Regions from separate parts of the Homo sapiens genome. Here regions 1 and 3 are each linked to region 2. A link is a loop called in an ENCODE intact Hi-C map of the cell type or tissue named here. Cell type or tissue: CD4-positive, alpha-beta T cell. All regions are shown on one strand.

The links. Hi-C counts contacts between places; a loop is a spot of excess contacts. Peaks named below come from ENCODE experiments on the same cell type or tissue, not always from the same donor. Only the 100,000 strongest peaks of a DNase experiment are listed, where the experiment ranks them.
Region 1: it touches region 2 in a loop (3.0-fold over the local background); 8 of 110 quality-filtered maps call a loop at or near these places.
Region 3: it touches region 2 in a loop (3-fold over the local background); 5 of 110 quality-filtered maps call a loop at or near these places.

Annotation. Positions count from the first base shown.
Region 1 is chr4:80,435,079-80,443,078 of GRCh38, reverse strand. All of the region lies in intron 2 of CFAP299 (cilia and flagella associated protein 299), which reads right to left. Among named protein-coding and RNA genes, the nearest start is that of CFAP299, 100 kb to the right of the region's middle. RefSeq lists an enhancer at 2,323-3,105. In CD4-positive, alpha-beta T cell, no CTCF peak of the experiment used is centred here; a DNase peak (open chromatin) is centred at 3,198.
Region 2 is chr4:80,488,798-80,496,797 of GRCh38, reverse strand. All of the region lies in intron 2 of CFAP299 (cilia and flagella associated protein 299), which reads right to left. It overlaps LOC105377305 (a long non-coding RNA gene), which reads left to right and starts at 5,248. Exons shown (of 3, transcript XR_938931.3): 1 at 5,248-5,327; 2 at 5,783-5,840; 3 at 7,791-7,926. RefSeq lists an enhancer at 112-1,017. In CD4-positive, alpha-beta T cell, no CTCF peak of the experiment used is centred here; a DNase peak (open chromatin) is centred at 3,807; H3K27ac peaks cover 1,279 bases.
Region 3 is chr4:80,536,446-80,544,445 of GRCh38, reverse strand. All of the region lies in intron 2 of CFAP299 (cilia and flagella associated protein 299), which reads right to left. Among named protein-coding and RNA genes, the nearest start is that of CFAP299, 200 kb to the right of the region's middle. In CD4-positive, alpha-beta T cell, no CTCF peak of the experiment used is centred here; a DNase peak (open chromatin) is centred at 3,475.

The DNA.
Region 1 (8,000 bases), 54 kb after region 2:
GTCTGATCCTGGGCTCTTTTTGTTTGGTAGGCTATTAACTACTGTCTCAATTTCAGAACTTGTTATTAGTCTATTCAGGGATTCGACTTCTCCTGGTTTAGTCTTGGGAGTGTGTATGTGTCCAGGAATTTATCCATTTCTTCTAGATTTTCTAGTTTACTTGTTTAGAGGTGTTTATAGTATTCTCCAATGGTAGTTTGTGTTTCTGTGGATCAGTGGTGATCTCCCCTTTATCTTTTTTATTGTGTCTATTTGATTCTTCTCTCTTTATTTCTTTGTTTGTCCGGCTACTAGTCTATCTATTTTGTTAATCTTTTCAAAAAACCAGCTCCTGGATTCATTGATTTTTTGAAGGGTTTTTCGAGTCTCTATCTCCTTCAGTTCTGCTCTGATCTTAGTTATTTCTTGTCTTCTGCTAGTCTTTGAATTTGCTCTTGTTTCTCTAGTTGACTTTTAATTGTGATGTTACGGTGTCAATTTTCTCATGTGGGCATTTAGTACTATAAATTTCCCTCTAAACACTGCTTTAGCTGTGTCCCAGAGATTCTGGTATGTTGTGTCTTTTTTCTCATTTGTTTCAAAGAACTTATTTATTTCTGCCTTAATTTCGTTATTTACCCAGTAGTCATTCAGGAGTAGGTTGTTCAGTTTCCATGTAGTTCTGCGGTTTTGAGTGAGTTTCTTAATCCTGAGTTCTAATTTAATTGCACTGTGGTCTGAGAGACTGTTTGTCATGATTTCCATTCTTTTGCATTTGCTGAGGAGTGTTTTACTTCTAATTATGTGGTCAATTTTAGAATAAGTGCTATGTGGTGCTAAGAATGTATATTCTGTTGATTTGGGGTGGATAATTTTGTAGACATCTATTAGGTCTGCTTGGTCCAGAGCTCAGTTCAAGTCCTGAATATCCTTGTTAATTTTCTGTCTTGTAAATATCTGTCTAATATTGACAGTGGGGTGGTAAAGTCTCCCACTATTATTGTGTGGGAGTCTAAGTCTCTTTGTTGGTCTCTAAGAACTCACTTTATGAATCTGTGTGCTCCTATATTGGGTGCATATATATTTAGGATAGTTAGCTATTCTTGTTGCATTGATCCCTTTACCATTATGTAATGCCCTTCTTTGTCTCTGATGATCTTTGTTGGTCTAAAGGCTGTTTTATCAGACAGTAGGATTGCAACTCCTGCATTTTTTTGTTTTCCATTTGCTTGGTAAATATTCCTCCATCCCTTTATTTTAAGCCTATGTGTGTTTTTGCACATGAGTAGGTTCTCCTGAATACAAGCACACTGATGGGTCTTGACTCTTTATCCAACTTGCCAGTCTGTGTCTTTTAATTGGGGCATTTAGCCCATTTACATTTAAGGTTAATATTATTATGTGTGAATTTAACCCTGTCATTATGATGCTAGCTGGTGATTTTGCACATTAGTTGATGCAGTTTCTTTATAGTGTTGATGGTCTTTACATTTTGGTATGTTGTTGCAGTGGCTGGTAATGGTTTTTCCTTTCCATATTTAGTGCAGCCTTCAGGAGCTCTTGTAAGGCAGGCCTGGTGATGACAAAATCTCTCAGCATTTGTTTGTCTGTAAAGGATTTTATTTCCCCTTCAATTATGAAGCTTAGTTTGGCTGGATATGCAATTCTGGGTTGAAAACTCTTTTCTTTAAGAATGTTGAATGTTGGCCCCCACTCTCTTCTGGCTTGCAGGGTTTCTGCAGAGAGATCCGCTGTTACTCCAATGGACTTCTTGTTGTGGGTAACCTGACCTTCCTCTCTGGCTGCCCTTAACATTTTTTCCTTCATTTCAACCTTGGAGAATCTAACAATTGTGTGTCTTGGGGTTGGTCTTCTCAAGGAGTATCTTAGTGGTGTTCTCTGTATTTCCTAAATTTGAATGTTGCCCTGTCTTGCTAGGTTGGGGAAGTTATCCTGGATAATATCCTGAAGTGTTTTCCAACTGGGTTCCATTCTCCCTGTCACTTTCAGGTATATCAATCAAACATTGGTTTGGTCTTTTCACACAGTCCCATATTTCATGGAGGCTTTGTTCATCCCTTTTCATTCTTTTTTCTCTCATCTTGTCTTCACACTTTATTTTCATTTGATCTTCCATCTCTGATATCTTTACTTCCACTTGATTGATTCGGCTATTGATACTTGAGGATGCTTCATGAAGTTCTCATGCTGTGTTTTTCAGCTCCATCAGGTTATTTATGTTCTTCTCTAAATTGGTTATTCTAGTTAGCCATTCCTGTAACCCTTTATCAAGGTTCTTAGCTTCCTTGCACTGGGTTAGAATATGCTCCTTTAGCTTGGAGGAGTTTGTTATTACCCACCTTCTGAAGACTACTTCTGTCTATTCATCAAATTCATTCTTTGTCCAGTTTTGTTCCCTTGCTGGCAAGGAGTTGTGATTCTTTAGAGGAGAAGAGGCATTCTGGTTTTTGGAATTTTCAGCATTTTTGCACTGTTTTTTCCTCATCTTTGTTTTTTTTAAATCTTCTGTTGATCTTTGATGCTGATGACCTTCAGATGGGGTTTTTGCGTGGGCATCCTTTTTGTTGATGTTGATGTTATTGATTTCTGTTTGTTAGCTTTCCTTCTATCAGTCAGGCCCCTCTGCTGCAGGTGTGCTGGAGTTTGCTGAAGGTCCACCCCAGACCCTGTTTGCCTGAGTAACACCAGAGGAGGCTACAGAGCAGCAAAGATTGCTGCTTGCTCCTTCCTCTGGAAGCATCGTCCCAGAGGGGCACCCGCCAGATGCCAGCCGGAGCTCTCCTGTATGAGGTGTCTGTCGAGCCCTGCTGGGAGGTGTCTCCCTGTCAGGAGGCATGGGGGTCAGGGACCCACCTGAGGAGGCAGTCTGTCCCTTAGCAGAGCTCAAGCATTGTGCTGAGAGATCCGCTGCTCTTTTCAGAGCTGGCAGGCAGGAACGTTTAAGTCTGCTGAAGCTGTGCCCACAGCCTCCCCTTCTCCCAGGTGCTCTGTCCCAGGGAGATGGGAGTTTTATCTATAAGCCCCTGATGGGGGCTGCTGCCTTTCTTTCAGAGATGCCCTGCCCAGAGAGGAGGAATCTACAGAGACAGCTTAACTACAGCGGCTTTGCAGAGCTGTTGGGGGTTCCGCCCAGTTCGAACTTCCTGGCAGCTTTGTTTACACTGTGAGAAGAAAACCACTTACTCAAGCCTCAGTAATGGTTGATGCCCTTCCCCCCACCAAGCTCGAGTGTCGCAGGTCGACTTCAGACTGCTGTGATGGCAGCAAGAATTTCCCGCCAGTGGATCTTAGCTTGCTGGGCAGCTGGGCTCTGTGGAAGTGGGACCTGCTGAACAAGACCACTTGGCTCCCTGGCTTCAGCCCCCTTTCCAGGGGAATGAATGGTTCTGTCTCACTGGCATTCCAGGCACCACTGGGGTACGAAAAAACTCCTGCAGCTAGCTTGGTGTCTGCCCAAACAGCCACCTAGTTTTGTGCTTGAAACCCAGGGCCCTGGTATTGTAGGCACCCGAGGGAATCTCCTGCTCTGCAGGCTGGGAAAACTGGGGAAAAGCATAGTATCTGGGCCGTATAGCACCATCCCTCATGTCATAGTCCCTCAGCTTCCCTTGACAAGGGGAGGGAGTTCCCCGAGCCCTTGAGCTTCCCGGGTGAGGTGACGCCCTACCCTGCTTCTGCAAGCCCTCTGTGGGCTGCACCCACTGTCTAACCAGTCCCAATGAGATGAGCTTGGTACCTCAGTTGGAAATGCAGAAATCACCTGCCTTCTGCGTTGGTCTCCCTGGGAGCTGCAGACTGGAGCTGTTCCTATTTGGCCATCTTGCCCTGAAACCCTAATTGCTTTTTTAGAGTAAGCAACAAACTAAAGATTCCCTCAATCATGACTATAACTTAATATTGTTCTCAATTTAGTAATCAAAACAAAATTAGATAATAGAAATAAGTGATAAATATAGGAAGGGAGAAGACAAATTTAAAATAATTGCAAACAGTATAGTGTCTTCGCTAGACAACATGAAAAATTGGACTGGAAAACTACACTATATACTAGTAAATCACAAAATTTATATACAAAAATAGATAGCTTTTTAGAACACTGTTGAATTATTTTTAAAAAATGATTCTATTTGAAATAACCATTGCAAAAAAGACCTACATATAAATCCAATAATCAAAAAGACATACTATTGTGCTGTAAATATCGACTGAGGAGCATAAAATATTTAAGGAAATGAGTAGACAAATCACTTTCTTGTATGGAATGACTTAATACATTTACCAATTCTATTTCTCTCTCTTACTAGTACAATACAAGTTAAAATACCTAGAAGAGCTTCAAATTGTACATAAGGATTGTAAATTACAATTGAGAAAAAAGGAGAAAAGCCTGGACATTTCTAAGAATAAAAGTTGTAATAATTAAATCAGCTTGTTAAATGGATTTTAAAAACAGACAGATGAATAGAACAGGAGAGAGTCAAAATGAAACCAAGTTCAGATGAGAATTTATTTTATGGCAAAGGTAACGTTCAAATTAGTGGAGAAAGAAAAAGTTACTCAAATTGTCTCAGAAAAATCAGACAACCTTAATCCTCACAAATAGATGAAATATGTAAGCACATACATGTTGGTAGAAGAAAAATAAATTTATATTGTAAGAGTTGGGATGACATTTGGAAGCTGGACATGAAACAGATAAGCAAGAGTAGCCTCCCTGCCATTCCTCAGACACATTAGGCCCCCTGGAAACTCAAGGCCTTTGCATTTACTGAAGGCTTTTCCTAGACTTCTTTCATCAAACCTGCACCAAACAGCCTCATGACTTACTCACTTCCTTCACGTTTTTATTCAAATGTTATCTTAGTGAGGTCTGTGGTCTCAAATTGCAACCCACACTAATCTCACCCCTCTATTCTGTTTCCTTGCATTAATTTTTCTACTTTAGCACTTGCCACCATCTAACATATTCCATATTATTGTACTTATTTATCTTGTTTATCATCTAACTTCCCCAATGACACAGCAAGCTTCATAAAAGCAAAGATGCTTTTTCTGTTTTGTTCACTTCTCAATGCTTACAAGACTGCCTAAGACATACTAAATGCTCAAAATATATTTTATGAGTAAGAAAAGAATAAAAGGTCAAAGAAATAAGAAAGAAACCTAAAGAAAATGGTGTAAATGAAGCCAAAAAAAGGACAACAACAATAGTGCTATAAGCTGTAGAGAAGCCTAGTTAGACAAGTAGACAAAAGTGCCCATTAAAATAAAAATTACAATATTACTAATCGCTTTGGCAGGACCAGTTTGGGAAGCAATTCTCCATGGGTCTCTTGCATTTCTACACAGGATAGTAGCAGAGATACTGTCTTTTGTTCCAGACTATCTTTTCAAGGATGTCTGTATAGTGACCAGCCTTGGAAGATGTATCTTATAACTCTGGTAGATGGAGATAGTGTCTCCCCTCTGGAGCAAAGGACAGGCATGTTTACTGCCCTTTATTAAAATTTTGGGCTTTCCATCTCTCAGGATCCCTCTTCTGCAACGTGACTCAGTAAGTGTACAGGGTATCAGCTCGCCTCCATCGTGTTCCCTTATGGAAACTGGGGCTCAGAGAATAGGCGCAAAAGCTGTTGAGACTCTGGCTGCTGCTATTTCTGTGAATAATAAATTGACCTTCATCTCTAACTCAGGAGTCTTGGTCTCCTGCCGCATTCATTACACTATTGCAGGCTAGCTTATTAGTAGTGGGCAAGTAGGTAAAATCTCAGACTTTTTCCAGTTCTAGAGAGATAAATGGCAAAAATTAGGACTTTGTATGTATACATCAGCACTAGCAATGATATAGTAATTCAGTTCCACTCAATACAATATCAAATAACACCTTAGAAACATTGCCTCAAATTCCCTTTCACCTAGATGATATTTAGTTGTATAATATTTATGTAGGATAATTCACTGTAGTCATTTATCTGGTTATTATCTAACTCTTAGCCACAAGCAATATCGATACCCTGGCTAGCCCTATGTCCCAGCAGAAAAATGAGGGATACATGCAGCAGAACTTACCAGACTACATGAATACAAAACAGCTGTTAAAGCAATTCCTTCAAATCATGAGTAAAAAATAAATGCTTATTTTTTATGCCACTTTGATTTTAATATTATTGTTATTAAACAGAAGCAATAGCTGACTGTTACGAGACCCAAAATATCAACACCTTCAATGTGATCAAAGTTCATTTCTCCCTTATGTCACATGCTAGAGGGAGGCAATGCAGGGGACAAAAGACAGCTCTGCTGCACAAAATTACCCAAGGACAAAAGGTCGTATTATATTTTTCTCTATTTTCCCCCCAAAATCATCTTTATCTCTTGTTCCAAGATAGCTTAATACCTTACCTATGTTTCAAAAAATTTAGTATGGAGAAAGGGAGGCAGAAAGGCAATACACTTTACTTTTAAATCCCACATTTTGGCCAGGCACGGTGGCTCACACCTGTAATCCCAGCACTTTGGGAGGCCAAGGCGGGTGGATCATGAGGTCAGGAGATTGAGACCATCCTGGCTAACACGGTGAAACCCCGTCTCTACTAAAACATACAAAACAAAATTAGCCGGGCATGGTGATGGGTGCCGGTAGTCCCAGCTACTCGGGATGCTGAGGCAGGAGAATGGCGTGAACCTGTGAGGCGGAGCTTACAGTGAGCTGAGATCGCGCCACTGCACTCCAGCCTGGGCAACAGAGTGAGACTCCGTCTCAAAAAAAAAAAAAAAAAAAGATATCCCACATTTTGTACCCATCAAGTTTCCTCACAGCCCATTTATCAGATATAAGTCACATGGCCACACCTTGCTTTAAGGGAAGTAAGACAACTTACCATATTTTTGGAAATCCTAACTAAAAATCAGGTGCTACATCACTGTGAAAGCAGGAGAGAATGGAAATTTGCATGCAGTTAACATTCTTTGCCACAGTCTGTCCACGTTGCAACCCAAGTATCTATGCAGTCTCTCTTACTTACATGGAGCATATTTGTCACCTCCACAGAGAGGAAACTTCCAAATCTCATCAATTACTGCACCCAGCTGAAAGTCCCTCTCATCTGGTGATGTGTAGCTCTTTACATTAAAGATAGATATGGGGCCTCATGGTTTGACAACCTATAAACTAAAATAAAAGTTTATATTTCCCCAGCACACACAATACTCAAGGCTTGTAAAGAAATTGGATATGGCCATCTAAACTGCCCCTCATGAGCAAAAAGGGGAATTGATAGACACATGGTAGTCCCTGGACTGTGACATTAATCACATCCCACTAGGTAGGAATTACAAATATTCCCTGATCAACCATGGAGTAAGTCCCTTGGTAAGGCCCATCTGGAAGTCTCTAATTCAAAGCCCTTTGCTCAACCCTCTGCAAGGTGCTTTTCTATCTTGTGTCCTCCCTTGCCATGAATCAAGTAGACATTACTGAAATCATTCTTCTTGGGAGATTGCAATGTTTTTGTAGCCTGCTTCTTGCTGGTCCAAGTTTGGCAGCCCAGAGATTTCCTTAGGGGTTGAACAATTACAGGCTTTTTCAGGCCATGTTGTTGTTCTTTATCCATACAATTCCCTCAAAAACTTAGTAAGCTTGTAGGCAATTTGTTTTGGATTAGTTCCATATATTAAGTAACTATAGCCAAAGATCTAATTTGAACGTAGTGTTCAAACCTAAAGATGCTTGCCTTTCCTTATTACCCTGTGTGCTTGCTCACCCCCTCTCTGGATGGAAGATACATTCAGGCTATCTGAGCCATTTTGTTTGGGTGGGAAAGCAATACCCTTAATTTTATTTTGCCTCTGGTCTGGCTCCCAAATCTGGCAGGGCATTGAGCTTATCTCCTACTAAGGCAGTGGCTTTGAAGCCACCAATTATAATTCCTTTGGTTTGAAGTACAGGAAAAGTTGCCTTTTTCAACCCTTAAAGTCCTCAAATTATAGTACTCTCTGTG
Region 2 (8,000 bases):
TGCTTCCTGTATAGCCTGTGGAATGGTATGCCAATTAAACCTCTTTTCTTTATGAATTACCCAGTCTCTGGTATTTCTTTATAGGAATGTGAGAATGGCCTAATGCAGAAAATTGGTTCCAAGAAATGGGGCATTACCACGAAGATATTAGAAAATGTGAAAGCAGCTTTGGAACTGTGGAACAGGCAGAGGTTGGAAGAGTGCCAAGAGCTCAGAAGCTAGGAAGATCAGGGAAAGTTTGGAACTTTTTAGAGACTGCTTAAATGGTTATGACCAAAATGCTGATAGTGATATAGATAATGTAGGCCAGGCTGATGAGATCTCACATGGAAATGAGGAACTTATTGGGAACTGGAGCAAAGGTCACATGTGTTATGCCTTAGCAAAGACCCTGGCTGCATCGTGTTCATGCCCCAGGAATCTGTGGAAGTTTGAACCTAAGAACAATGACCTAGGGTATCTGGTAGAAGAAATTTCTAAGCAGCAAAGTGTTTAAGATGTGGTGTGGGTGTTTCTAACACACTCTACTCATCTGCAGGAGTAAAGAAATGAGTTAAAGTTGGAACTTATATTTAAAAGAGAAGCAGAGTGTAGACGTTTAAAAAATTTGCAGCCTGGCCATGTGGTAGAGAAAGAAACAGCTTTCTAGGGAGAGGAATTCAAGCAGGATATGCAGCCACCACTTGCTGGAGAAATTTGCATAACTAAAAAAAGGCAACTGCTAATAGGCAAGACAATGGGAAAAAGGCCTTGAAGTCATTTCAGAGATCTAAGAGGCAGCCCCCTCATCATAGGCCTTGAGGCCTAAGAGGACAGCATGGTTTCCTGGGTCAGGCCCAGGGCCCACTGCTCTGCACATCTTTGGGACACTGTCCCATTCATGCTGCTGTTCCAGCACCAGCCCTGGCTCAAAAGGGCAGAGGTACACCTCTGGTCACTGCTTATTTGGGTTGCCAGAGGGTCATGAGCAATGGTAAGTTGTACGTTTCCTGAGGCCTCCTTAGAAGCTGAGCAGATGCTAGTATCATGCTTCCTGTACAGCCAGCAGAACCATAAGCCAATTAAGCCTCTTCTCTGTATAAATTGCCCGGTCTTGGGTATTTCTTTATAGCAATGTGAGAATAGCGTAATACATCTAGCTAATTTTTTAAAACAAATTTTTTATAGAGATAGGGTTTGTGTTGTCCAGGCTGATCTCAAACGCCTGGCCTCAAGCTGTTTTCCTGCCTCAGTGTCCCAACATGGTGAGATCATAGGTGTGAGCCACTACACCTGCGGATAAACTTATCACAATAAAAATTTGATATGAATTGTAAAATAAATTAAGTAGAAAATTTAAAAAACCTTTTTCTAAATGAAGAGAAAATGGGTACATATAATTCTTTTTTTACCCACATTAATAATTTTACAGTAACCAAGAATTGGCTGCTAAATGTCTGAATGTTTCTTTATATGATTTCCTAAAATGTTGTTTTAAATATATAGGCAAAATTTGTTCTTGCTACACACCTTTTTTGCTATATAAGTATACATTTCAGGAAGGAAATTAGAGTTTCAACCAAATTCAATAGTTTTTCTCCTTCTCTTTCTTCTTGCTAACTTCATTATAAAACCTAAGTTAATACTATATTTTAGCATTGTGGAGAAACACCAAATCCACAAAATTTAGCCTGTCTATATATGCCTTAACAAAATCAAATAAAACTTAACATATGAACTGTGATTTCTTTTAAAACAGATGTAGTGAAATGGTTATATATCTTTCTTAGGCTATGTTGGAAAAAGTGCTGGAATTAAATTCAGATACTGGAATTAAGACTCTTCAAGACCCTTCATTACCATAATCACTTTGACTTCTGAGATTTAAGATGTAATGACTGACCTGCTAGAATTTGAACTTGTGTGGGGCCTGTAGCCCTCTCTTTTGGCTGATTTCTCCCTTTTGAAATGGGAATGTTTATACCCCCATTGTATCTTGGAAATAAGTAACTTGTATCAGAATAAATACTCAATATTTATAAAATAAATGGATAACATATTAATGTACCCAACATAATTGACATTTACTACTCAACATAAAATTATATTTAAGCTGAGATGGGGAGGATGAGGAGCCATACCTATAGAACGTGCCACAGAACAATCTAAGTAGAGGGAAAAGAAATCATAGTTAAAATTGGAACACACTCTGGGTATGAAGAACTGAAAGGAGGCTAGGGTGGCCAGAGGGTTGTGAGCAAGAACCAAATGCTGTGAGACAGAAGGAAAATTAGGCAACTGTCAGATCATCTAGAGTCTAATATAACTGGTGCAAAGACTTTAGATATTTACATATAACAGGAAGCCAAGAAAAGGTTTTAAGCAAGGAAGTTAACTTGTCAGATATATGTTGTTTAAAGAAATGTATACTGCCTATTATGTGAAATAATCTAGGAGAGCTAAAAATGGGAATAGTTAACATACTTTGACAGTGAGTTGGTCTAGGATAGTGCGAAGAGCTGGTGGGAAGATAGTGAGGATAATGGGAAGAGCTTGAGATACATTTTGAAGGTAGAACCAATAGGACTTGCTGATATGTTAAATGTGAGATATGTGACAAAGAAAGGAATCTAGGGTCTCTTTTGGACAGGAACCAGCTGATTCAGAAATGCTGAGATGGGAAGAACAGGAAGAAGAGCATGGAGGTGGGATTCACTCTGCTAACTTCAAGAATATGAGATAGAGGCCAGGCGCGGTGGCTCACGCCTGTAATCCCAGCACTTTGGGAGGCCGAGGCGGGTGGATCATGAGGTCAGGAGATCGAGACCATCCTGGCTAACAAGGTGAAACCCCGTCTCTACTAAAAATACAAAAAATTAGCCGGGCGTGGTGGCGGGCGCCTGTAGTCCCAGCTACTCGGGAGGCTGAGGCAGGAGAATGGCGTGAACCCGGGAAGCGGAGCTTGTAGTGAGCCGAGATTGCGCCACTGCAGTCCGCAGTCTGGCCTGGGCGACAGAGCGAGACTCCGTCTCAAAAAAAAAAAAAAAAAAAAAAAAAAAGAATATGAGATAGAAAAGAGACAGATATCCCAGAAGAGCTAGATATAAATTTAAGTCACTAGCGTTTGAGTAGTCTGTAGCTATGGTATTGAATATGAATTCTAAATGCTCTTCAAAGAATTAATATGTCAGTATGATCAATTCTTTGCCTTCTACTTTTAAACTTAACTTCCTCATAAAGCAACCTTTTTCGATTACCTACTCCACCCTGACTCTTTCCTATCACCTGCTCTACTCTAACTCATTCTGATCACCTGCTCCACCCTAACTCATTCCAATTACCTGCTATCTGCTCTGCCCTGACTCCGCCAAAGCACTCATCCCATCATCTTTAAATTAGCCAATTGGAATTTGTTTAGCCTGTGAGATCTAACCCTAGCCAATAGGGGAATGACACAGTAGCAGGGGCCACGTGCATCAGGGATAAGAATCCCTTCCTCTCCCTTGTCCAAATGTGCACCCACCATCGGTGAGTGTGCACCCTTCTACAGAAGTACCTTGCCTTGCTGATAATTAAAAGAAAGTTTTATATTCAAGTGCTATTTCTTTTGTGGCACTGAAACTTTATTTATAACAATGGGAATGCATAATATGTGCAGTTAAAGAGGATAACTATAACTATTATATACACCTTATACACCTTAATGATTGGCAAAAGACTGTGTCAAGCATGTCTTTTTGTTCTGATGCTTCAGTGTCTGGAGTCTTGTTGACTCTACAGAGGCTGCCCCTCCTAGGGCTAACCACTTCCTGGAGATAGGAGATAACTCACCTGACTGTGTACTTTGTATATGCAAACCAAGCCACTAAAAGGCCACAACCCTCCTAACAGCCTCCTTTATCGGGCTCTCACTGAGCTCTCACACTCCAGGCCACCATCCCACAGTCTCCATCACCCCAGGGCCTGCTGAAATTATTCAAACTAGCCAATCCTAAGCCTGCTTACTCAGTCTTGCTTTGCCTTTCCTGTAGAAACCATGATAAAGGCCTTTGCCCAGGAGAAAACCCTTCCTCCTAGGAACTGTAAGCAACAAGTCATCTTTTCAATGGTGAATGTCTCATGATCTGTTGGCCTCACCATACCTTAATAATAATAAAACCTGTATTTTAAACAGACATTTTAGATGCATGAAAATGTGTCTTGAAAATTCTAGTGTTATTAAATAATTATGTATCATACTATACCAAGTTGCATTTCTCTGACTCCATACACTTCCCAAGTCCCTATATTTTCTCTTACATAAAAACTCTGCTTTTAAACTCCTGTTAGTCCCATCTATTTTACCTGGATCCTCAAAACTGCTAGCTTATCATGATGAGCCATCATATGTTTATTTACTCTCACAAACATTCCTATCATTAATTCTGACAGTGCATTGACAAAGACATTGTTGATGAAAAGAGTCGAAATCTGTAAAATATCTGAAGAGATTTATTCTGAGCCAAATATAAGTGACCATGGCCCATGACATAGCCCTCAGGAAGTCCGTCCTGAGAACACGTGCCCAAGGTGGTCGGGGCACAGCTTGGTTTTATAGACGTTAGAGAGGCATGAGACATCACTCAAATACATTTAAGAAATGCATTGGTTTGGCCCAGAAAGGTGGAACAACTCAAAGTCGGGAGGCTTCCAGGCTATAGGTGAATTTAAATATTTTCTGGTTGACAATTGGTTGAGTTTGTCTAAAGATCTGGATAGACAAAAACGGTTAAGATAAAGATTAAGGTAAAATAAGATACAGATTGTGGAGACCAAAGTTCTTTTGAAGTCTTATAGTGGCTGCCCTTAGAGACAATAGGTGACAAAAGTTTCCTATTCAGATCTTAGTTAATCTCTTTAGGATTGGAAGGGTCTGGAAGAAGAAGATTTAGCTATGTTAATAGAGATTCTTTACAGAAGCAGATTTTCTCTCAGAAAGAACAGCTTTGCAGGGCCATTTCAAAATATGGCAAAGAAACATGTTTTGGGGTAAAATATTTTGATTTTCCTTTTTGTCTCATAATGTTATGGCCAGAGTCAGTCTGGAAAGTAAATCATGATATATATGGTTAAATAAAACCCATCTGATGAGAATTTCTGATTTATAGGGCATGACTCCCCAGACCCCTTAGATAGGAATTTGGGCAAGAAAAAAAAAATCAGAGTTTAGTCCTCAACATTAACCTAAACCATTTGGTGAGAACAGAAAGTGAAAGTTTCCCAAAGTTACCAGAGCTGGGTAATATTGTGTTTATCTGAATACAACAAAAAATTCCTTTAAATAGAGAAAGAAATCGGCTATATTATCTGTAAGTCCTATTTATGAATGTGGACAATTGTATTTGGATATATATGTATATACGTTGCTCTTACATATTTTCCAGAAAATAATTTTTTTAAAAGCCTGAAAAAAACACTATTGCTGAAATGTTTTTATCAACTGGCATTCAGAATTCTAAGTTTAATTTACTACCTTTATTTTATGAACATTTAAAACTTATAGAAAATCTGGTGTTTAATCTATATTAATTCTATTTTTAAACGATAAAACTATCCTTATAATGTTTTAAAAGTCTTGCTTAGTAAAATAATCATTACATAAAATGTGGGTCTTTTCTGAAAAGCATATTACAGTTATTTTTATTACAGTTTAATAATTTTGATTCAAGCTGAATGATATCTATATTTTAAACATATTAAAGCATTTTGTGTTAGAATATTTTTACTTTTGGCAAATGTAAAATGTTCATTTTTTTTCAAGCAGAATGACAAACTACTTGAGCACTGTTGAAACTAATTTTTGTCTTTCCTAAAATGGAGAGGTAAGTAAGATGGATTAATCACACACACACATAATCCTGTTCCAAGAAATACTGTAGAAATCAAAATTTATACAATAAAAAGTAATAGGTGAATTATGTCTTTGAAAAGACAGTAATCCCTTCTGCAGAAAAATTTTACTGAGTTATTGAATTGTTATAATAGCTTAAGTCTCATACTTATTCACTACTTAATGCATTGAATTTCAAACTGTGGGATTTTTAAAAAGCCAAATATATGTGTTTTGTAAAGTGATTTAAACTTTAAGTGAAAAAAATTATATCCATGAAAGCTTGTTAAATGTTAAGAATGTAAGTTATACTATTTCTGTAAGAATATGTAAGTTATACTATTTCTACAAGAATAATAATAGGATGTAAACCCTATTGGTTCAGCATTTATTCACTGACAGATTATAATGTGGGACCTCTTCTGGTATGAGAGATTCACAGTGAACAAGACAGAGGAGCTTTCTGTACTCACAGATCTCATATTCTATGGGATGGATGTTGAAAACATCAAGTCAAAAGTGTGCGGTAATTTGTGGAAGTCAAGAGGATCAATAAGAGAGACAAGTATAGGCAGGTATTATTTAAAGAATAGCTCGAAATTACTAAATTGATTATTTTGCATTTTTTGGTGACATACATTTTTTTCAAAGTATTCCACATAATTGAAAAAGTCACTGCACTAAAGCAGCACCTAGAAATGGAGAAGAGAGGCCAAGCTATGTGAATGTCTAAAAACCACTTGAGAATTGGTATCTAAAAAGAAAGTTTTGCTTACTAGAGTTTTACAGCATATAAGAGGTAACATGGATCATGATAAAGTCAAGTTACAATTAGGAGGACAATTAATATCTGAAGCAGCTGGCTGGTCACTTACGCGGGTTGTCTCAGCCTCCTGTCGCAGGCTCAGGAGATACTAATTTCTGCTAACCAACCCCCAAGAGACTAATGTAAGCCAGATACCTAATTTGACACGGGAGTTATAACTGTCAAGTAAACTAGTAAATTTGCATCAGCTAATAAATCACCTTGTTTCTTCAAAACAGGAAATTCTATGAAGGAAGCAAATTTAAAATCAGGAAGTTACTTCAATGGCCATGGTTCTAACAGAAATAGATGAACAATCTTAATGGTCAACAAAAACAAAATTATAATTAGTAGTCTGAGAGATCATAACGATATGCATGTGTCAAGTAGACTGGTAAGTTTAAGTGCTATGGTACAACAGTCAGAGAAACTGAATTTCAAAATTTATTACACAAAAGCACTAACCTATCACTGTTAGGTAGGTATCAGAGGCAGAGAAATGAACTCTGATTTTTGCAGGAGAGATGAGGAGGTCAGCTGTCTGAATTAAAGTGCTTCATTATACATAAACTTGGCTCATCATACGTCTTTCCCTAGGCACTCTTTGATGTAGCCCAGATAGAGGAAGGGCTATTTTTGTTTTCTAAATTTGCATTTGTTGTTTTCCATATTATCTCGTCTTCTGTGATCCTAACCAAAGTTGAAACTTCATTCAGTAATAGACTCTCTGAATTTCCATGCTGCCGTAAGTGGAATTTCTGATACATTGACCACCACCTCCTTCCCTGGTTGGCAATGAAAGAAAATTGCCAACTTTAGGGCTTACCAAGATCAGGTAATGCGTGAGAAGCTGCAGCCATTTCAATGGCAGCTCCCAATTCAAAACCACAAGATGAAATTGTTTTAAAAATAGTAAAAATACCTTCAGAGACATCTTGTTGGAAAATTAAGGTCCACATTGTCCAACTAGCAAATACCTAGTCATTGCTAGACCCATCTCCAGGAAGAACATAAAAAAGTAGAAAAAAAAATTCAGAGAGGACACAACCACCTTGGTTCCTTTAAGGTTCTATTAAGTCTAAATAAAGCTTATTTCTCTTAAGGACAAGGAATATGAAGTAATTTCTTTTGTTTCAGACAACACTAAAGGTGAATCAGTACAAAGGATCCAGGCAGAAGATCTTGTGTACAGAAGCATCTAGGAAGGCCACCAGAAAGAGCATGTGTTATAGTACCCACTCTGAATACTGCTGGGAGACACAAACGTTTTTTTTGCCATCCAACTCCAGATTCCATGCTGAACCACCATTCTTTGAACAGAGTTCTTCCTTTGCATAAAATATAACA
Region 3 (8,000 bases), 48 kb before region 2:
GTATTGTTTCTCTATCCAACTTGCCACTCTATGACTTTTAAGTGGGGCATTTGGCCTGTTTGTGTTCCAAATGTAAAGAGCTATATGACATTGATATGTGAGGATTTGATTCTGTTATCATGCTGTTAGCCAGTTGTTATGTAGACTTGATTGAACAGTTGCTTTATGGTACCAATGAGGTATTCCCTTAAGTATGTTTTTGTGGTTGCAGGTATTGTTCTTTCATTTTTATGTTTAGTATTCCCTTTATGACTTCTTGTAAAGCAGGTGTAGTGGTAACAAATTCCCTTGGCATTTGCTTGTCTGAAATGGATTTTATTTCTCCTTTGCTTATAAAGTTTGGTTTGGCAGAATATGAAATTCTTGGTCGGAATTTCTTTGCTTTAAGGATGCTGAAAATAGGCCCCCAGTCTTTTCTAGCTGGTAATGTTTCTACTGAAACATCTTCTGTTAGTTAGCCTGATGGGGTTCCCTTTGTATGTGACCTGACCCTTCTCTCTAGCTGTCTTAAGACCTTTAAGATTTTTTTTCTTTTCCACTGACCATGGAAAACTGATGACTGTGTGTCTTGGGGATGGTTGTTTTGCATAGTATCTCACATGGGTTCTCTGAATTTCTTGAATTTGCATGTTAATCTCTCTAGTGAGATTGGGAAAATTTTCATGGACTTTATTCTCAAATATAATTTCCAAGTTACTTGCTCTCTCCTTTTCTCTTGCAGGAATGCAGAACGATAAGATTCTTCTCTTTACATAACTCCAATATTCTTAGAAGTTTTGTTCATTTTAAAAAATTATTGTTGTCTCCCTGTGTTGCTTTGAAGGAGTGATCTTCAGAGTCTGAGATTCTTTCGTCGGTTTGGTCTATTTGGTTGTTGATGCTTCCTATTGTATTTTGAAATTCCTGTGTCAAATTTCTAATTTCCCTAACTTCAGTTTGGTTCTTTCTTAGAATGGTTATGTCATCTTTTGACTTTTAGGTTATTTTACTGCTTTCCCTGGATTGGGTTTCAACCTCCTCTTATATCTTAATGGACTTCCTTGCTGTCCAGATTCTGAATTCTGTGTCTGACGTTTTAGCCATTTCAATCTGGTTAAGAATCATTGCTGGGGAGCTGGTATAATCATTAGGAGGTAAGAAAACATTCTGGCTTTTAGAGTTGCCAGAGTTCTTGCACTAGTTCTTTCTCACCTATGAGGGCTGATGTTCCTTTACACTTTGAAGTTGCTGTCCTTTGGATAGGGCTTTTGTTTTTGTGATCATTATTGCCTTGAGCATTTGACTGTGGTGCCAGTTGCGTGTAGTTGAATGACTGTTTCTAGATACTTTCAGAGATTCCAGGCAAAGCTCTGCACTGGTGAACTGTGTGCTCTAACCCTAGGTGGCTGGGACCAGGTCTGTAACTTTGTCCCCTGGTACCTTGAGGTTGAGCCCTGGCTGGGCTGGAGGGTTTGAGGTGCTCCTAGGCCACTGGCAACAGCACTCTGTAAGGGATGGTGGGGGATGCTTGGTTGTGGGCGTAAGTGCTCCAGCAGGGGCAGCAGGGGCATGCAGGTGAGAAGCACTCTGGTGGGGCATCAGGGGCACCATAGGCAAATATGCTCCAAAGGGGCAGCAGCAGGGTCACACGCAAACATTCTGGCAGGAGGCTATCAGTAAAAGCACTCCAGTGGTATGGTAGTGGCCTCTGGCAAAAAAAAAAAACTATGGCAATGGCCACTGGTAAAAGTGCTCTGGCAGGGTAGGTGAGGCTACACTGTGTGAATGCACAGCCAGGCAGAGACTCTGGAAGGGACTGGCAGAGAGCAGGGAGTGCAGATCAGACTTGCCCTGGTCCCGTGAGAAAGACAGCCCTGCTCTCTCCAGGTCTGGCAGCTAACATAGGTCAGAGCCACCTCTTCCACAGGAGTTGTTCAGGGCTTGGAATGCATTCTGGTACTCCGCAACCCTGTGGAGCATTCTTGGTTTCCTCCTCCTTCAGTACCAACATCTGGATCATTTATCTAACCTCTCTCAGTGGGTTCTCTCAGATGGTCTGTTAAGAGTATGACAGTTTACTCGATATTCTGGTCTGTCTCAGTAGGAGAAATTCTTCCTGGCTGCATTAAATGGCCATATTTTCTCAAGCCTGATGATTACAAGGTGATGTCCCATGATAGGCTGTATGCAAACTAAGTAAAGAAAAAAGCTGGTAGCAGGGTTCAGTCCAAATCCAAAAACCTCAAAACCAGGAAAGCCAACAGTACAGCCCTCAGTCAGAGATTGAAGGCCTGAGAGCCGCTGGGAGGCTGCTGGTGCAAGTCCCAGAGTCCAAAGGCTGAAGAACCTGAAGTCTGATGAACAAGGGCAAAAGAAAAAGCCAAGCATGCGCCAAGGCACTAGAGAGAGTGAGCAGACTCAACAAGCAAACTACTTTGGATTTTCTTATTTTTCTTATGAATATGCCTTCTGTCCTTGATACCTTTTTTTTTTTAATTATTATACTTTAAGTTTTAGCATTGGGAGATATACCTAATGTCCTTGATACCTTTGTTCATGCACGGTAACGGCTCAATAATGGCCTAGTACTATGGTAATAGGTAAACAACTTGAAACTCCTACAACATTATTTTACATTTCCCATAAATTCATTGGATCCTTTTCTTTTTCTTTATAGCACTTATAACATTTATCTTTGTGTTTAATTATTAAATGTCTATTCTCCTCACTAAGCTGAATCTAGTGAGAGCAAGAATATCTTGCTGAACTCTGTATACCCAATAAGTAGCAAAGTGAATGTTTGTGAACAGAATAAATTAATTTATGAAGTACCTACTGCATCAGTTACTCAGATAGGACTAAAGATAGAAATATAAGACTATGTAGGTCTCATCCTTAAAGAGCTACAAATGCAATGGGGGAAGATAAAACATCAAACAGATAATTAAAGGAATTTGGTAAAATCTGTGATATACACTGAGTACCAAATAATCCTATATAAAATGATATATAATACTGCATCAAAAATATCCTAAGGTTCTTGTACATATATGCATATATAGGTCTTTAACACATTTAAAACTTTGATTGAAGTAACCCATCTGTTTCTTTGAAGAAATGCTTAATTCATACAATGATCGGAATTACTAACCACAATGAAGCAACATGGAAACAAAGAGTTCAAATAAACTTAACAATGTTTATATGGAGTTCACATAAACAGAGAAATTATACTTCTGCAATGTCTAAGGAGTCGGAAAAATCTTTACGTATGGTATTTCTCACAGTTATCTTCACTGTCATATGAAACACTTATTTTCTGTTCATATGTCTAAATCACATAAAATAGTATCTCCATTATATTTCTTGTAAAACGAAAAATATATTACTAAATGTCTTAGGGGAAGCAAATTTCTCTTTTTGTAGCAAGGTTTTAATTTGAATAAGACACAGAGATCGGGGTAAGAATTGAGTCATCTGCTTCTCTGATCCTTCTTTGTGGTTAGAGGCTCTGGTAATTATCAAGAATAAAAAATCCCCATCAAAGGAACAGATGAGAGTTTCACAAAAGTTGAAAGGGTTTGTTAGATAGTTCCTGCTAATCACTACAAAGGTTTGTTATAAGATATAAGAAATAAATACTTGGTGGCATTTGTGACATACTAAGAGTTCTTCATTATTTCTACATCTTAAAATATACAATATTTACTTTAGATCATGAAAATAAAACCTACACATGGAAAATATATATACTTCATCCTTCTGGTTGGAATGAGAGGTTTTTTAACTTGCTATCCATGTGTAGAAACACGCTGGATATCCTGACATATGATCACCAACTCTGCCTTTCCTCTTTTTATGTGCAAACAGACTTTGTTTTGGTTTCTAGCTAAAGGGGCTCATTATAAAGAATCATTTTCCTGTAAATCTCTCTGTGTCATCAGAATAGTCATAAAATTCTACATTTATCATTGTAGTTTACAAGCTAATTTGCCTACTGTTGTTTTCTGCCCTTGTTTGGGGTAATGAATTAATGTACTCTTGTAACATTATTTACTGAACCTGCTTACAATTTCTTTACTTCATCAAACAATAGAATAGCTACTGATTTCTCAAACTAGGAACGTTTCATTAATCCTAAAATGGTTAAAGAATATTTTCATCTATTGCCTGTCCTCTGTTTATTAAAATGAAATTCAGGAAAAATTAGACTCCAGAAATTCACTGCATACCTCAATGTTCTTAAACAACAGAATCTACTCTGAATAGGTTAAGCATAAAGGAAACTTATTGAAACACCTTAAGGAGTTCACAAAACTTCCAAGAAGGCCAGAAAGCTAGACTCACAAGCGACAGCATTTAGAAAATGCTCAGCTATACTGAATTAATTCCTTTGGCAAAAACACAATTGCCTGTGCACTTGACTAAGACAGCGCAGCTTTTACAGACTCCACAGTTTTTACACAAAATACTAAAACTAGATTTCAGATTCTCTCCTGCTGGCCCCAGGAGCTAAATGCTCTGCTAACCAAAAGAAGCATTCTCAGTCGGCTTGCTTCCCTCATCTTGGACACCTCTAAATCCAAATCTCCTGCAAATGCATTGATTATTCACACTACAGTCATATCTTTATGTCCTGGCAGCAAGACAGGCTAGGAGAATAACCTTTATTTTCTACTTTGGGGAGGTGTTCAAAATGTGTTTTCTTAGATTCTATATTTTTCTACTTGGCATCCATTAATCACAGGGCCAAGCTAATTGCTAAGGTTGTTTACATCTCTTCTATTATCCAGCTTTAGCAGTAGTATGAAAATCATATTACAAATTCTCCAACAAATTCCAACTCCATACCCACTACCTGCTTCCTGTATTTAACTCTCACACGCTAAGCCAGTATCACCTCTACCCACAATCAGCCTAAATCACCCAGAGCCAAGTACCAGAAAACTAAAGGCCCTACAGCCCAGAGCCCATTGGCATTATTCAAACTAGCCAATCCTAAGCTGTTTCTCCTCCCCTGCCTTGACTTTCCCATGAAAAACACAATAAATGCTCTGGGCCATGCTGTCCCTTCATTCCTGCTCCTGCCTCCTGACGAACCTGGTGCTTCCTCATGTGGTTCTGTGTGGCATGACATGTCCCCTTCTCCTGGGAAATGTAAGCAATTAATTCTTCTTTCAAAAGGCAGTTGTCTCCACGTTTGACACTGTTTTATACTTGATTAAAACAAAATACAGGGTATAAATTTTAGAACAGGAAGGCAAGATGTATAACCTGAGGAACTCTCCAAATATAAGGTGGGTATTCCAAATGTTGTATAGCTACAAACGTGAAAAATGACCAATATATCTACTAGGTAAATGAGATACTTTTACTAGTGGAAATTGTTTCAATTAATTTAATTTAGTGGAACAAATTGCATACTTCCCTGAGGAAATCACTATTAATCTTTAAAATTAACTCCTGAGTGTAAAGATGTCTTTGGAGCTGGAAAGCCAACTAAAAACCTATTAAGGAATTCACAAGAAATGTTAACTTTACTGTTCATAAAACAAGTTTTAAAGTAGCTTAATCTGAGAGTTGGGGAAGATGTAGCATTCTTTTACTAATTTTGGTTAATGAAATACAGTCTTGCATCACTTTACGGGTATATATTCTGAGAAACGCAGAGTTAGGCAAGTTCATCATGCAAACATCATAGAATGCACTTATACAAACCTAGATGGTATAGCCTACTACACACCTAGGCTACAGGGTATAGCCTGTTTCTCCTAGGCGACAAACCTCTACAGCATGTTACTGTACTGAAATACTGGAGGCAATTTTAACACAAAGGTAAGTATCTATGTATTTAAACATATCTAAACTTATAAAAGGTACAGTAAAAACACAGTATAAAAGATAAAAAATGGTACACCTGCATAAGGCACTCACCATTAATGAAGTTTATAGAACTGGAAGTTGCTCTCGGTGAGTCAGTGAGTGAGTAAGTGGTGAGTAAATGTGAAGGCCTAGAAATATTCTTGTATAATACTTAGACTTACATACACTGTACAGTTAAGCTATACTAGATTTATTTTTAAATTTTTATTTCTTCAATAATAAATTAACCTTAGCTTGCTATAACTTTTTAACTTATATTTTTAAAACTTTTTAACTCTTTTTAAATAACACTGAGCTTAAAAGACAAACATTGTACAAAAATACAAAAATATTTTTCTTTCTATAAGACTTTATGTATTTTTTAAGATTTAATTTTTATTTTTACTTTTGAAATAACTAGCAATGCAGGTTTGTTACACCTACAAACTTACTTACAGACACCTGAGTAATGCTGCAATGTTACAATAGCTATGTTACAATAGCTACGATGTCACCAGGAGACAAATTTTTCAGCTCCATTATGATCTTATGGGCCATGGTTTATGCAGTCCATCATTGGCTGAAAGATGATTATGTGGCACATGACTGCAGTCTTCATATGACAGATTTCAGAGTAGTTAAAATATTTTATTTTTGACAAAAATTTTATACATTTTCAGCATAGAACATGATGTTTTGATATATGTACATTTTGGGAAATGGTTAAATCAAGCTAATTAATATATTCATCACATCACCTATTTTTTTTTTGGAGAGAACATTTAAGATCTAATCTCTTAGCAACGTCCATGTCTACAATACATTATTAACTATAGTCACCATGCTATACAATGGATCTCCACAATTTATTCATCCTAACTGAAACTTCATACCTTTTAACTAACATCTCCCTATCCCTCCCACCTCAGTGTCCAGCAACCACCATTCAACTCTCTGTTCTACAAGCTCAACTCTTTTAGATTCCACATATGACTGAGATCACAGAGTATTTGCCTTTCTGTGTCTGGCTTATTTCACTTAACATAATGCCCTTCTGGTTCATCCGTGTTGTTGCAAATGATAGGATTTTCTTTTCTTAAGGCTGAATAGTAATCTGTTGTATGTATACACCACATTTTCTTTATTTATTCATGCACTGGTGGACACTTAGGTTGATTCCACAGCTTGGCTATTATGAATGATGCTACAGTAGACATGGGGATGGAGACATTTCTTTGACATTGATATCATTTCCTTTGGACATATTCCCAGAAGTGAATTGTTGGAACATATGGTAGTTCTATCTTTAATTTTTTTGAGGAACCTCTATAATATTTTTGATAATAATGGCTGTACCCATTTATATTCTCACCAACAGTGAATGAGGGTTCCCTTTTCTCTACATCCTCATCAATACTTATTGTTTTTCAAAAACAGCCATTCTACAGTTGTGAAGCGATACTACATTGACCTTTTAATTTGCATTTCCCTGATGATTAATGATGTTGAGCATTTTTATTCCTGTTGGCTTTTGTATATCTTCCTTTGAAAAATATTTAGTTCCATTGCTCATTTTTTAACCAGGTTATATGTTTCCTTTCCTTGCAACTGAAGTGTTTGAGTTCCTTATATATTAATCCTTTGTCAGATGTATGGTTTGCAACCATTTTCTCCCATTCTCCCATTCTGTAGGTTGTCTCTTTACTATGTTGATTTTCTTTGCTGTGCTGAAGCTGCAATCCCACTTGTTTATTTTGCTGTTGCTGCCTGGGTTTTAGGGGTCATATCCAAAAAATTCATTGCCCAGACCAATGTAAAGAAGCCTGTTATCTATGTTTCCTTTGAACCATTTTATGGTTACAGGTCTCAAATTTAAGTCTTATTTCATTTTGAGTTGATTTTTGTTACATGATGTGAGATGACAGTCCATTTTCATTCTTCTGTGGGTATTCAGTTTTCTTGCCAACATTCTTTGAAGGGACCACCCTTTCCTCCCTGTATGTTCTTGGCACCTTTGTTGAAAATCAATTGACTGTAAATGTGGGGATTTATTTCTGGCCTCTCCATTTTCTTCCATTGATTTTTATATCTGTTTTTATGGTAGCATCATGCCACTTTCATGGCTATTAGTTTTGTAGTAGATTTTGAAGTCAGGTAAT